Regions from separate parts of the Homo sapiens genome. Here region 1 is linked to region 2. Evidence: chromatin loops called from intact Hi-C (ENCODE). Cell type or tissue: A673. All regions are shown on one strand.

Region 1 (8,000 bases), 980 kb after region 2:
AGAGAAGCTATTTGACCAGCATCCTTCCATTCAGTGCAACCCAGCTCAGGGGCCTCTTGCTCCCGGTTTGTAAGTCAGAAAACTACAATGTATAATTGCATTGCTTGTTCACTCTGCCCTTAAACATTTACCACAGAGAATTAATTTCTCCATGAGATCTTCTATTGCAACTTAGAAAATGCTGATTATTTGCTCCATTCCCATTGCAGGGATTTCCTTCTTTTTCATAAATTCTCTCCTTTCCTTCTCTTAATATTTTGATTTATGCAATGCACATGTCAATCTAATGTTTCATAAAGATTTTGCATCAACATCTTTTGCAAAATGTATATTCTATACATATTTTGAAATCTTGAGTACATTCAGAACTAATATTAGAAGATTAATTATAAAACTCCAACTCCATCTCCATTTCTAAAATATGTACAAACATAGGCCATGATCCCAGAGATATACTGCACGGAATGTCAGATTTTTCAGTTTCCACCTATGCTAGAATCTAATCTCTAAGTAACTTGGCAATGATTAAAAAATACAATAAAATATTGCTTGTAGTAATTTTATTTACAACAGAATAATAATGGCAATTGACATCTGGGACTGTGATAAATACATGTTACAAAAACCTCTACATATGTTATTTCATGTGATTCTTTGATTCCTGTAACTTTTCTTTTTTTTGAAGTCTTGGACAGTATGATCCTCCTCTCAGTTGGAGAAATAGGAGCTAAATTAAGAGACTTTCCATAAATTTTCAGAAAGGAAATGCAACAGGCATTAAAACCTGTTTCTTTGTACATATAACTTATCAAAAGTTTAATTCTTTACTTAAAATCAGTTTTGTTTTTAATTATGAACTATTTCAATCCTATAGAAAACTGGAGTAGAACAATAAATACACATCTAGGCACCCAACATCTATATTTTAAAAATTAACTTATGGCTCTACTTGTTTCATTTTTTAAAAAAATAGCATTTTAATTATGCATTTGATGTCCCCACTCCCACCCCACCTTCATGGTCTCATTTATTTCTCTTCTTGCCTAAATGTCAGTATTGTTCTGGTAACTTTATATCTTTCTCATGTATGTTTTAAAAAGTAAACGTGCGTATCCATAAATACTAGTACTTCTCTGTGTTTCAAACGTTTACATAAATTGTAATATATTTATCACTTTCAATTTACCTTTATAAACGTATCCACATTTTGAATGTAGATTTCATTCAGCCATGTTGGCTGCCTTATCCTTACTGGTACAAATATCACAATTTATTTGTCTATTCCTTATTTTTTTGTGGTCATTTCATTTATATTATTGCTTTTATAGAAAATATTTCATTAACTACATTACTTAGATTTTGATAAACTTATCTTGATATTAAGTAGGTTGTTTTCTTCATCTTTGTTTCTTCTTCTTAAAGCATTTTCTTCACTGTTTTGAGCTATTTTTATAATTCTAGATAATATTTTTGTTTTAATATTTAGGACACATCACTGACTAGATTTCAATTAAAATTACTTTGAATTTATACAATTATTATATAACTAATTAGGGAGAAATTTATTTATGATAGTTAATAAACACAATAAATTATCAACATTAACTCAGCTCTTCTTTTATAACCATAAACATAAAATATATTTTACTCATATTTTTTGGTTTTGACATATTCTTATTTTTAATAGACATTGCTAAGTAAAGTTTGTTAATAATTTAATAATTTTTCATGAAATGTTCATAGGAGAAATTGGCTAATAATTTTTTTTCTTAAACAGTCCTTGTCCCATTTTGGTAAAAAAGTGTTAATAGTATCGTAAAACGGTTTCGTGTGTTTATAACAGAGGACTCATCATTTGCTTAAAGGTTTGATACATTTTGCCATTAACATAACCTGAAACACTAAGTTTGTGTGGGCAAATTTCTACTGTTTCTGCTATTCAAATGAATATTGATAATTCAGATTTAATATTCCTTCTTGAGACAAAATTACTACTTTTTGTTAAAAAAAACTGTATGTTTCATTTAAGCTTTATTTTGCCATGCATTTTCATCATAGTGTTGTTTTATGATATTTAAAAGCTTATGTTTTATCTTGCACTGTTTGCATTTTGTCTTTTCTAATAATGCACATATGTGTGCATTTGTATTCTCAGTTTTGTTTGAGATGAGTTTGTCAGACATTTGTTCATTTTATTCATCTTTTTTCAGAATGAGATATTCATTAAATGTATGACTTTTATTAAATTCATTCTTATTTTTATATTTTACTTTCTTTTACTGTATTTAGTTTCTAATCTCTAGTTCTAGTTTATATTTCTGGTAGCTTTTTAAAAAATAATGTAAATAATATATGTGTATATAATTATCTTTAAGAAGTCTTTTGGGTATATCTTATAACTTTTAATACTAGCATTTGTTATTCGTATCAAAATTTAGCAATTTATTTTATAATTGTGTTATAACATTATTTCTTTTTTATCTATAAATTAGGTAGATGTTAGTTTATTTCTGAGTGGAATGTCTTATTTCTTGAAGGAATAAGACATTTTAAAATCAAATTTACTGCACTATTGTCATAGAATGTGGCATATTTGATATTGATTATTTGGAATATATTTACTACTTCCTTCAAGGATTATTATGCTACTATTTCTTGCAAAAGTTTTATATATTTTTGAAAAGAATATGCACTAATTTGGGGAATAATGTTACTCTGTATGTCTGTTACATCAGTTTTAGTGCTAGCATTATGAATGTTTACTATATCTTGTATCTTTTAAGTTGCCTGGTCTTTCTATTTCTAAGAAAAGCATATCAGAAGATTTATTTACTCAGTCATTCTTCAGTACATTTAATTACTATTCACTGAGAAACTTCAATGTGTCATAAGGAGGATACTGGTAGAAAATCTATTCTTTCAATTGCTCATGCCCAAAAAGCTTGAAATCTTTTGTAGTACACATGTACAATCCATCAGAAAATGCCAAAATTCTTATGATGAACTACCAAGGCTATACCTGTCTGGAATGCAGAACTATTGCAGAATTTGGAGGAGACAAACACAATGAACTGATTTTAATGTGAAAAGATAAGTCTCAGCTTTCATGGAAATCATTTAGAAGGCTGTTGCAGTCATTCAGTTGAGAGATGATGGTGGCTTGAATCCAGGAAATAGTAGGACAATGTTGAGAAATGATTGTACTCTGTGTATATTTTGAAGTAGTGCTAATAGTGTTTTCAGTTATATTAGATATGTGTGTCAATGGTATCTCCATTTTTTTATGTCTAGGCAAATTGAAGGGTGGATTTGCCACAAATTATATCCTATAATTGTGTATTTTAAAACATTTTCTCTTAATATACTTAACTGTTTTATATATTTAGACTATTTTGTTAGATTTACTTTGGTTCAAGCCTAAAATATCTTTCCCTTGAATTCTTTCCTTTACCTTAAAAAAATCCCTCTCTTTGTTTCTTCTTAGTCATTCTGCTTTACCAATTTGTCTCATATTCCTTTGGCCATTCTTGCACTTTTTTGTTGACTCATAAAATACTGTAAATTTTAAAATGTATTGACTGCATGTACAAGACATAAAAATTAAAAATTGCAAATTGTTAGTACTTCTCTTTTTCACTCCTAACTTCAACCACACAGTTTCTTCTCCAGGGGTAGCCAGTGTTGTCAGTTTCCTATCCATCATTCTAGGATAGTCTATGTGTATATAAGTACACATATGCAAACAAATACACATTAATTTTTTAACACAAATGATACCATACTATATAGACTGTGCTATACCTCGAGATTTTTACTTAACAGTATATAACAGAAACCCTTTTGTATCCCAGTATTACAAAGTTGACCCATTACTTTTTGCAGATTGTATAATATAATCTGTTATATGACTGAATTATATTATATATATTTGTATAATTATATGTATTCTATATTATAGGTAGAATATTATATGTATTCTATATAATTATAGTTTATGTACTCTATCCTCTTTATTTTCAAACTTTATGTGCCATTATATTTTAGGTTTTTTTGTAACAGCATATAATTATTTTGCTTTTTTCTATAGTCTAATCTAGAACCACTTTTTAAAAAGAAAAAAGTATAATCTAAGCACAGGCATATCTTTTTATATTATACTTTGCTTTATAGCATTTCGGAAATATTGTGTGTTTTACAAAGTGAAGATCTGTGACAACTCTGTATCAGGAAAGTCTATTGGCACCATTTTTCCAACAGAACATACTTACTTCGTGTCTCTGTGTCATATTTTCTAACTGTCAAAATACTTTGAACATTTTCCTCATTATTATGTCTGTTATGGTTTTCTGTGATTATTGAACTTTGATTTCATTACCATAATTGTTTTGGGGTGCCAAAAACTATGCCCACATAAAACTGAACTGAAACAATAAACACTGAGTGTGTTCTGAGTGCTCCACCTACCGGGCATTGCCCCATCTCTCTCCCTCTTCTCTGGTCTCCCTATTCCTGAGACACAAAATTGAAATCAGGCCAATTAATAACCTTACAATGGCCTCTAAATGTTCAAGTGAAAGGAAGCATTGCATCTGTCTCACACTAAATCAAACGCTGGACATGATTATGCTTAGTGGGGAAAGCATGCCAAAAGCCAAGATAGGCCGAAAGTTAGGTCTCTTGTGCCAAATAGCCAAGCTGTGAATGCAAAGGAAATGTTCTTGAAGAAAATTCAAACAGAGGTTGGGTCATGAGGATTAAGAAAAGAAGCTCTCTGTAACATGAAAGTACAAGGTGAATCAGCAAGTGCTGATATAGAAACTGCAGCAAGTTATCCAGAAGATCTAGCTAAGATCATTGATGAAGGTAGCTACATTAAACAACAAATTTTCAATGTAGACAAAACCACCTTTTTATGGAAAGAATATGCCATCTGCGGTGGCTCATGCCTGTAATCCCAGCACTTCCAGAGGCCAAGGCGGGCAAGGTCGGGAATTTGAGACCAGCCTGACCAATATGGAGAAACCTCGTCTCTACTAAAAATACAAAATTAGCCCGGTGTGGTGGTGTATGCTTGTAATTCCAGCTACTCGGGAGGCTGTGGCAGGAGAATCACTTGAACCCAGGAGTCGGAGGCTGTGGTGAGCCAAGATAGCACCATTGCACTCCAGCCTGGGCAACAAGAGTGAAACTCCATCTTAAAAAAAAAAAGAAAAGAAAAGAAAGAAGATGTCATCTGTAACTTTGAGGGCTGGAGGGGAAAAGTCAATACATGGCCGTGGCTTCAAAACTTCAAAGGACAGGCTCATTCTTTTGTTAGGGGTTAATTCAACTGGTGACTTTAAGTGGAAGCTTATGTTCATTTACCATTCCAAAAATCCTTGGATCCTTAAGAATGATGCTAAATCTATTCTGCCAGTGCTCTGGCATAGAATATCAAAACCTGGATGACAGTACATCTGTTTACAGCACGGTTTACTGAATATTTTAAGCCCACTTTTGAGACTTACTGCTCAGAAGAAAAAGATTCCATTCAAAATAGTACTGCTCATTAACAATGTACCTGGTCACCCAAGAGCTCTCATGGAGATGTATGAGGAGATTCATGTTGTTTTCATACTTCTGAACACAATATCCATTTTTTACCCCATAGATCAGGGGATAATTTCAACTTTCAAGTCTTATTAGTTAAGAAATACATTTTGTAAGTTTATGGCTGTCATAGATAGTGGTTCCTCTGGTGGATCTGGGCAAAGTAAACTGAAAACCTTCTGAAAATAAGTCATCATTCTAGATGTCATTATGTAAATTTATGATTCATGGAAGGAGGTCAAAATATCATTACCAGAAGTTGGAAGAAGTTGATTCCAACCTTCATGGATGACTTTGAGGGGTTCAAGACTTCATGGAGGAAATAAATACAGAGGGAAATGGCAGGTGAAAATAGCAAGAGGCTAGAATTAGAAGTGGAGTCGGAAGATGTGTCTGAATTGCTGCAATCTCATGATAAAACTTGAACAGATGAAGAGTCGATTCTTATGGATGAGCAAAGAAAGTGGTTTCTTGAGACATAATCTACACCTGGTGAAAATACTATGAACATTGTCGAAATGACAACAAATGACAACAGAGGATTTAGAATATCACATGAAAACTTAATTTATAAAGCATTTGCAGTGTTTGAGAGGATTAATTCCAAATTTGGAAGACGTTCTAGTGGGTAAAATGCTATCAAGCAACATCACATGCTAGAGAAAAATCTTTCCTGAAAGGAGGAGTTAAATAATGGGGCAAAGTATATTGTTGTCTTATTTTAAGAAATTGCCACAGCCACCTCAACTTCCAGCAACCACCACCCTGATCAGTTAGCAGCCACCAACATCAAGGCAAGGCCCTCCACCAGCAAAAAGATTATTACTCACTGAAATCTCAGAAAACTATTAGCTGTTTTTAGCAACAAAGTCTTTTTGAAGTAAAATAGGTACTTTTTTGGACATAATGCCATTGCACACTTAATGGACTACAGTATAGTATAAACAGTATAGAATAAGCCTTTTATATGCAATGCAAACCCCCAAATTCATGTGCTTCATTCTTGCTTTATTATGGTCTGAAACTGAACCTACAATTTTCTGAGGTATGCTTGTACATATATTTTAGTTTCTATTATATTTGGGATTATTTCTGTTTTGCATACTATTTTTTGCTTGTTTTCATCTTCTCCATGACTTATATTCTATCAACCATTGTGACTTATTTTTTCCCTCTGCTAGATGAGTATTACATTGTCTAATTTTACCTAATGTATTCATTTCCTGTATTCACTTACTGCATTTTTCTAATTAACACACTAAATCAAAGCCTAAATTTATTAATTCCATGATCAAAACATTGTCTACTATTGAGAGACACATTTTCCCTAAAGGCCAATAGAGGTGCCATTACTAGAAATGAAGTAGGAGAAAGTCTTGTGGGAGAAAACCATATTTGTGATATTTCCTTCTGTCTTATCAAAACAATATATTAAGTAAGCCATAAATCAGATCTGTGTATAAAATTCCACTTTCATTCTGTATATTTTGCTTTTATACTGGTTGTATTTCAAAAAATGCGCATAGAAAATATTCGCAGTATTTAAATGTACAAAAATGTCATGTCATTTAAACTCTGTAAAATACTTTGAAATAGACTAAAAAGTATCTTTTCATTGAAAAACTATAACCTATTCTGGGTTACATTATTGTATGGAGTCTCTGCCTTTCATTGTCTTTGACTTATTTTATTACTCTCTAAGATGTTGAAAATGAATAGTAATGTAATTTATTCTCTTCCACAGAAATACAAATGAATTTGTCTGTTAGAGGTGCAATTGATAACCTCCCTTTTTTAAAACATCTAGTTTTGCATTTATAAACATATTTATTTGACTTTCCTAATTGCCCAAAAATGTATCTGCTTTTTGCATTCTCTTTGAGCCAGTTTTTACATTTTACTGGCTTTTTCATTAATTATGAGCTAGACAAACATTTTTTCTAGCTTTATTGAGGTAAAATTGACAAAGAAAAATTGTATATATGCAAAATATGCAACATGATTATTTGATAGATGTGTATATTGTAAAAATGATCACAGTGGAATTAATTAACACCTCTATCACCCACATATAGTTAATGTGTGTGTGTGTGTGTGTGTGTGTGTGTGTGTGTGTGCATGTTAAGGACACTAACAATCTATTCTTCTAGCAAATTTCAAGTAAACAATACAATATTAAGAACTACAGTCACCATGCTGAACATTAGATCCCCCAACAATTCCTGTTATAACAGGAGGTTTGCACTCTTTGTTCAACATCTCCCCATTTCTCTTAACCCTCATTATCTAGTAACTGCTATTCTACTCTCTTCTTCTATGACTTTAAGTTTAGATGATAATATGTTCCTAAAATATCTCTCTATCCATGTTTGGCTTTTTTCACTTACCAGGGTTTGTCTCTGTTGTCACAG
Region 2 (8,000 bases):
GTGGTTCATCCCTGTAATTCTAGCACTTTGGGAGGCCAAGGTGGATGGATTACCTGAGGTCAGGAGTTTAAGACGAGCCTGGCCAACAAGGTGAAACCCCATCTGTACTAAAAACACAAAAAAATTTGCCAGGTACAGTGGTGTGTGCCTGTGATCCCAGCTACTCAGGAGCCTGAGGCAGGAGAACTGCTTGAACCCAAGAGTTGAAGGTTGTGGTGAGCCAAGATCATGCCACTGCACTCCAGCCTGGGCTACAGAGAGAGACTTCATCTTAAAAAAAAAAAAAGTCTTCTATTAGTCTTCGCTTATATGTTAGATGCCCTTATATGTAACTAGATGCTCCTCTTTTGCTGTTTTAAAAATGCTCACTTTGTCTTTTACTTTTGACAGTTTGACTATAATGTGTCTAGGTGAGGACTTTTTAAGTTGAATCTATTTAGGAATGTTTGAGCTCCTTGTATCTGTTTGTCTACGTATCTCCCAATACATGGGAACTTTTCAGCTTTCCACATATTAGAAGGAAAATCTATTCAATGTATTTCATGGAATAGGTTTTCTATGCCTTTTTAAATCTCTTCTCCTTCTGGAATTCCCAAAATTTAAATATTTATTTGTTTTTAGTGTCCCATATGTCATGTAGACTTTCTTCATTCATCTTTATACTTTTTTTTTTTACTCTCTCTCTCTTTACATGACTGAGTTATTTGAAAAGACTTGTTTTCAAGTTCAGAAATTCTTTTTCCTGCCTGATATAGTCTGTTGTGGAAGCTCTTGATTGTATTTTTATTTCATTAATTACATTCTTCAGTTCTAGTATTTCTATTTGGCTCTTTTTTTTTTTTTTTTACAATATCTATCTTTCTTTGCTGAATTTCTCATTCAGATCACTGTTTTCTTGATTTCTTTGTATTGTCTATTTGTGTTATCTCTTATCACACTGAATTACCTTTAGATCATTATTTTGAATTCCTTGTCAAGACACTTCATAGATTTTTATGGGGTCTTTTGCTGTAGAATTAATGCATTCCTTCGGTGGTGTAGTGCTTCCTTGCTTTTTTAGTGTCTTGTGTCCTCATGCTGCTATCTGCGCATTTAGTGTAAAAATCATTTCTTTCAACTTTGTGGAGTAGCTTTTGAAGGGAAAGACATTTTTCTATAGATCTGTCTATAGTATTACTTTGGTAGGGTACTTTGGCTTTTGTTCTGGGTGGGTTCTCTGGTATACTCTTCGTTTGATTTCTTCAGCCTATGAGTTCTTCAGGCTTCAATAACAGAGTTGCCTGTGAATTCTTCAGTGGATTGGGCTGTGGTTATTTGTGGAGGCTGTGGTGAGGCTTCACTGGGGACTGGGGCTCTGCATGGGCTGGTTCTCAGGCTTTTTGTGGTATGTGCAGGTACTAGTAGCGATAACAGTGGGCTGGACAAGCCCATCTTCAAGCCCCTAGATGGTATGTGTGGGGTTGCTGTCAGTGGCAGTTGCCCTGGGCATGCAGTTCTCAGCCTTTGGGGAATGCATGTTTTGCCTCTCTGTGTCCTGGAGGCAGTCCCCCTGATGTGCTGGACCTTTTATTGCCCAGGGTGTAGGGTACTTCATGGGTTTGTGTGCCAGGGTTATGGCTGCACTGCTGGGTCCAGATGGTGTGACAACACTGCAGCATTCTGAGTGAATGTGAAGGGATGTTGGAAGTGCATCAGAAATGTAAAAATGCATCGCTTATTAAACAGGATGTAGCCTGAGATCAGCCCCATTCTCAAAATAGTGGCATGCTGCAACAGCTTGGGTCTCAGGGCATGGGTGGGACCTGGCATGATTTCCCTCTCTGAAGCAATGTAGTTGTGTTTATTCCAGGCAGTTCCCTATACTATGCTCAGGGACTCTGGGTCCCGAGAAGGTCTTCTGTAGCTAGGATTGCAGGTGTCTATAGAGGGAATGTGGATTGTTGGGGATCTTTCACTTACCTTTATCCTGCAATGGGAAGTCTTTCCTGGCTCTGAGCTGATTTCAGTCAGCTGCTTCGCTTCCCTGTTTGTGCTGCCATCTTGAATTTCCCTGCCTCAGAGGGTCCCTGTTACTTCCTTGTTAAAATCTAGTGTTCTCCCTTAGATGCTCTATTTTGACATGTGGTTATCTACTCACTGTTTTTGTTCTTTTTTGGTTTTTGTGTGTGTGTGTGTGGAGGGAACATGATGTGCTGAGTGCCTCTAGTAAGCCGTCTTGATGACCTATGCCCACTCATGCAAATGCTGTTTGCAATACTGCTACTACATAATTGTACCATCAAACATGGATTCCAATAAATTTTGTATTTGTGTTTAAAAGACATACACACTCAAAAGAATAGCATGTTTTTAGTATATCTGCTGTCTTATTGAGTAATTCCTGACAAAAGAGGATTTTTGCTTTGATTAGACATTGTCAGAGAGGAAAAGCTTTTTCTCTACCAGTTTAGGTTATGTTCTTGAGGGGTATGCACATTAAGCTTGCAAAAGTCAGATTATTAAAAGAGAAAAACAGATTTAATTATGTATGTGTACATGGGCGTTGACAAAGAAATGTGATTCAAGGAGGTAGTTAGAATTGGGCACTTATATATCATCTTAATAGAGTACAGGGGAGGGCAGAGGGCACTTCTGGAAACAAATGACTTTTAGGGAAGATCAATGGACCCTTAAGAGAATAAATGTTAGATATAATAGTTTTATGCCAGTATCTGTTTCTCTTTCCAGGTGCTACCTTGTGCTGACTTCTTCAGGTCGATGCTAAGATTTGCTCCTCTGTGGTTGTGAGACTCACAGGGAAGGGATTTATAACAATGGAATTATTTGCAGGAGGCATTGCTTTTAAAAAGACAGAGTTTAGAAAAAGCTTCTTTCTGCAGCTGTTGATTCTCAAATGTCTTCAACTCAAAATAGTCCTTTATGCCACTGTCGCATATTCTGAACCCTTCAACATCAATAAGAAAGCACCTTCTTAGCTTGGAATTTCATGTCTAATAATTGAAAGAGCTTTCTACAGACTAGTTTCTGGCTCCATACATTTAAGCCTTGATTGCACTCTATCACCCACATAGGCCTGGGAACCTATCACATCACAACCTGTGACGCTGCACCTTTGCACGACCATACTGATGAGCTGGCAAAGTGGATTTTGCGAAAATTCTTGGAAGCCATTCTACACTATGATGGCTAGCAACAACTGAACTGTGAGAGAACAGGAGTGTGAATTCATAAAAATACATTTTAACACATCCAAATTAAATGTATCCCCATCTCAACTTTCCCTTAGCTGGATCCTCAAAATGCCTGTGATCTCTCTAACACAATTTAAACAAGTAGTGTGGCAAAGAGGAAACTGGAATGAGATAAAGACGTGCTCTTAACCTATCGTAGTTAAAATTCTTACTCTTGCAAATATCAAACTCATAACTGTGCAAACACTCCCTCACTGCACCACAACTTCAAGGTCTTGGAAGAAGCTGGTACAAGTAAGAGACCCTGAAAGCTCGAGCCTCATTGGCATCACAATCAGTCTGGCCAGGAGGGTAATTCTGGAACTGGGAAACAATTGCCAGGATGCCTGCAGAGAAGAACTTTTGTTAGTTCAAAGCAATTTTCATTTATAGACCTTTAGAAAATACCGTTTCATAGGAGAAAATAAAATAGAAACAAGGGCATGGCTTTAGTTTCAGTGATACCTTTTTCAGTTCGGCATATTTTGCTCTTAACCTCTCTCTTATATTTTAAATATATTTTATTTAAAAAAATGTGGCCAGGTGCAGTGTTGGCTCACGCCCGTAATCCCAGCACTTTGGGAGGCCGATGCAGGTGGATCATGAGGTCAAGAGCTCAAGACCATCCTGTCCAACATGGTGAAACCCCATCTCTACTAAAAATACAAAAATTAGCTGGGTGTGGTGGTGCGCCCCTGTAGTCCCAGCTACTCAGAAGGCTGAGGCAGGAGAATCGCTTGAACCCAGGAGGCAGAAGTTGCAGTGAGCCACTGTATCCCAGCTAGGGTGACAGAAAAAGACTCCATCTAAAAAAAAAAAAAAAAGCACAATGCTGCCTAGGTATTAGATGAAAAAGAGAAGCTTTATATTAGATATCACTGAAAAGGCAGGGTTAAGGACTATTCCTTCCTTCCAAATTGGCAGACATGATCAGGCAGACATAATCTAACATCTGGAAAGAGAGGTAAAGAATCACTAAGGAACAGAAAGATCTGGATAACATATACTGTTAGTAATCAGTGCTGTTAGTTTAATAATGTGTCAAAACACTTACTATTTTATACCTATGTTACTCAAATTCCAAGCTTGTATTTATATTTTTGCAATTTTTTTATCCAATCATTTGCAGACAATATTGAGAATCAGTTACACAACCAAACCAAGAAATAAAAAGAACTGAAAGAAAAAAAAAAACATACATACAAAGAATCATGCTTATCTTTCCATCCCACTGTGAGTCAACAATACTTTATAAAGAGTCCTGTTCAGAGTGTCAAATTCTGTACCAGTTACTAGAAAAAATATTAACTAAACAGTTTGATAGTGTTAAAAATCACCAGATACAAATGTGTGTAGCTTTATGAAGAACTTGTCTTGTGAATGGAATTGTATTTCTCTCTGTGACTGGATAGCACACCACACCTGCTGATTTATAGGGATGTATTGTTGAACCCATATTATCTACTTTGATATGCTTCTTAATTCAGCTTTACATGGATGATTTATTTTAAAAGCACTGAAATGGGTATCGAAAAGGTACTACCACTTTCCCAAATCAATGTCAGCCTGAAGTTTACTGAATTCTTCAAGTATTGGTCCTAAGTCAAATTCACAACCAGTCTGACTTATACAGAGTTGAACAATGACTACATACCAGCACCCGTATTTCCCAGGGAAGTGAAATTCCTCTTCCACTTAGGGCTGCCCGGAACTGGTTAATGGCCTCATCTAGCCACAAGGGGGCCAAGAGGTACAATTCCATGTTAGGCCCAGAAGCCACAGTCAGAAATACTTGGGGAAAGTTCTCAATGACTGCCCTATAAGTATCAGCATCTGTCGTTAGAAAATTCATTGCTGCTGAAATAGTCAAATTTCTTATATTTCTCATTCTAGAAACATCCCACATTATGTATTTCCTAATTACAATCAATCAAATTTGTTTGAATAAAGTTTTCTACCGCCTGTTATTCAGAATGAACATAAGAAGTGGCCTAGCTAGGTCGACACAGCCAGGTGCTAAAACTTCTAAAGCTAATACATAATTTTCAACCATTCTTGTTATAAGCAAGGTCATTTGTTTGGGAATTAAATTTGTCCAAGCAATTATAATGAAATTTCTCCCCCAAATCCTTAACATGTTATCTAGCTTAGAGGTCATTATCCACAGCAGTATTTGATATATCCTGCCACGATAGTAAAAATATGCAAATCTCCCAAGTTCGTACTGCAAAGGGCATTGGTAGGTCTAATTTTACCATCAATAGTGAAAGGAGATAGCTTCAGATGACCCTAAATAATAGGATGTACTGCTTTTAACCTATCAAGGGTCTTTTTCCCAGAAGTAATCCAGATTTTATAAAATACTGTGTGCCCCCAACTTACATTTTTGTAAATGTATGAAAATTAATGTAAAGTTGAAAAAATTCATAAACTAATGATCTTGTAAGTAAAAGACAAATGCCAGTTATAGTCACTGACTGGATCTTTTTATGTGTGTCATGACTTGTAAATCTCTGCTATATTGCACATATTTTGGCATGTAAACCTTTAGAAAATGAATAAAAAATCAACTGTCAATATGTGCTAAACTTAAGGTAAAAATCATTTATTCTGTGTTATTTTAAAACCTAAAACACTCTATTGAAATCTGAAAACCAGACAGCGTGTGAGCTAATAAACACTTAAAATTTTATTTTTCAAAGCTTCTTCTTTTTTTTTTTTTTTTTGTAAATGAGATTTTCATATCGGCCTTGTGGAAATGTTTATAGTTATCCAGTAGATAGTATGAATCAACTTAGTTTAGTTTCTGTGTGCTTCTTTTATAGATACACTGTAAAATATAGCTTTGCATATGATTTCTTGATTTAAACAGCACAACTTATTCTATGTCTTGGCTAGAAACCAATTAAATAACCACTGATGCAAGCAGTTATTACCTGCTTAAAAGGAAATCTGTGGTTTCCTTATTTAAACTGATGAGTTTTAATGTCTATCAAAAAGGCTGTTATTGCAATGAATAATTTAGTCATTTCAGTCTACTAAACATGTTAATACTACAAGCATGGATTTAAGGCTGTAAAATATATCTAAAGTTTCTCAGAGTCTCAAGGATCAGAATCATACTTGGAATAGTTATGCACAGATATGTTTACTCTTTCAAGTAATATATGTTTAAAGGACAATCGTTTGTAGTAATTATTTAGAAAAGGAAGACTGAAGTATCAAATTTAGCGAAAGGGGTTAGAGAAATGGTTGATCATAAAGGCCTAGAAAACACGTCTACAGATAGAAGACCCTTTTTAAAAAGATGAAAGGTCAATGGATTTAGAGATATCCGAGTGTCATTTCCTCTGTTTGTCCCTTGGTGGAGTTCTTGAGTTACTTTCTCCTTTTCTGTCAAACTGTTTTTATCTTTCCAGAACTGGCTATCGTGTTTACTGTATTTAACCTTTTTCTCATATTATTGTGAATACAGCGTCTATTATAAATGAAAGGCCCCCTGAGATCACATCTCCAGCATCTACTTTGTATTCTTAACCATAAACTTTTGTTGTAGTTACTTCTCTTACTGTCTTTTCTTGAGGCTTGAACTACATCAGGGACCCTGAATGCTATTTTTCAGTTCAGCCACTGAAATTTCTTAACGGCAAAACAGGTTTAAGCAAGCGAGGTTAGTAGGTAAATTAAAAAAAAAAAATCTACTGAATATTTTAAGTTTAGGGTAAGATTTCTGGCACAGAAAATGAATCGTTTGTCAAGGTTTTATTAAATGCATATTAGCACGGGATGATATTTATATTTTAATCAATTTCATTTTTTACATCTTGATTTCAAAGGGGTATTTCCTTTTATTGTTCTTTTTTAAAAAGCCACTAAAGAAAAAACAGAAATCTCCATTTCAACATTCCCTCAAACATTTTGCTTCCTACATGCGATGACGTCTAATCACTCTGATCGATGCAAGCTTTAGGGCACTGATCTCATTTTCTCTCTCCAGTTCTGGCCGCCAAAGCAGCAGCAGCAGCAGCAGCAGCAGCAGCAGCAGCAGGCTCTTTAATTTATTGCAGGCGGTTACACTTTCGATCCCATTTCCTTCTGAACCCTTTCCTCTCAGGTTGAGTAGATAAATGCAGCCTCGGGTCTGAGAAGCCGGGGGGGGGGGGGGGGGGGGGTTGGTGGGTGGGAGCGAAGCCGGATATCACATTCCCTCGGTGAGGTCTGGTACCGGGGGGGATTAAGTCTCCCGGTTCCATTTAATGAAATTGCTGAGCACTTGTGACACTGGCTCTAAGACTGCGGAAATGGGGCGGGGGTGGGAGAAACTGCTTCTCTCTTCATTCATCCTCTGCGCCGGCGAGAGGAGAGAGTGTCAGCCCCTAGAGAGGGGGCGGAAGAGGACTGGGAGCTCCAGCCGCCGCAAGGGCGCCCCGAGGGCTCCTCTCACCTCCCCCGTACCCCTACCCCGCCCATTTCCTTTGCTTGCCCAGAACGGCGCTGCAGGGCAAAGCCGCCGCCACTTCTTTGCTGCTCTGGCAGAAAGGTCGGAGCCTGGGACTGATGGGGGTGGGAGCAAAGCCAGCAGGCTTCTTGGCCCCCGCAGTCTGTCCTCGCTGTTCTCCATGCAGCACACGTCGGACCCATTTCCCACGCTGGCTTGGCTCCGCCGCGAAGTTGGTAGGAATGAGAGTGAGGAGGGCGGGCTGGAGACTTCCTCCCGCTCGCAAAGAGGAAACCACTCCACTGTGAAGGACGCGCTGCAACTCCCTAGTC

Evidence for each region. Hi-C counts contacts between places; a loop is a spot of excess contacts. Peaks named below come from ENCODE experiments on the same cell type or tissue, not always from the same donor. Only the 100,000 strongest peaks of a DNase experiment are listed, where the experiment ranks them.
Region 1: it touches region 2 in a loop (3-fold over the local background); 5 of 110 quality-filtered maps call a loop at or near these places.

Annotation. Positions count from the first base shown.
Region 1 is chr4:31,688,137-31,696,136 of GRCh38, forward strand. No RefSeq gene overlaps it. Among named protein-coding and RNA genes, the nearest start is that of LINC02501, 190 kb to the left of the region's middle. In A673, a CTCF peak has its summit at 4,457 (motif pointing left); no DNase peak of the experiment used is centred here.
Region 2 is chr4:30,709,654-30,717,653 of GRCh38, forward strand. It overlaps LOC124900844, which reads right to left. Exons shown (of 1, transcript XM_047416545.1): 1 at 6,978-8,000. The coding sequence ends at 7,688. Among named protein-coding and RNA genes, the nearest start is that of PCDH7, 6.7 kb to the right of the region's middle. In A673, CTCF peaks have their summits at 4,954 (motif pointing right), 5,153 and 6,596; DNase peaks (open chromatin) are centred at 4,968, 6,608 and 7,578; H3K4me3 peaks cover 1,275 bases; H3K27ac peaks cover 2,738 bases.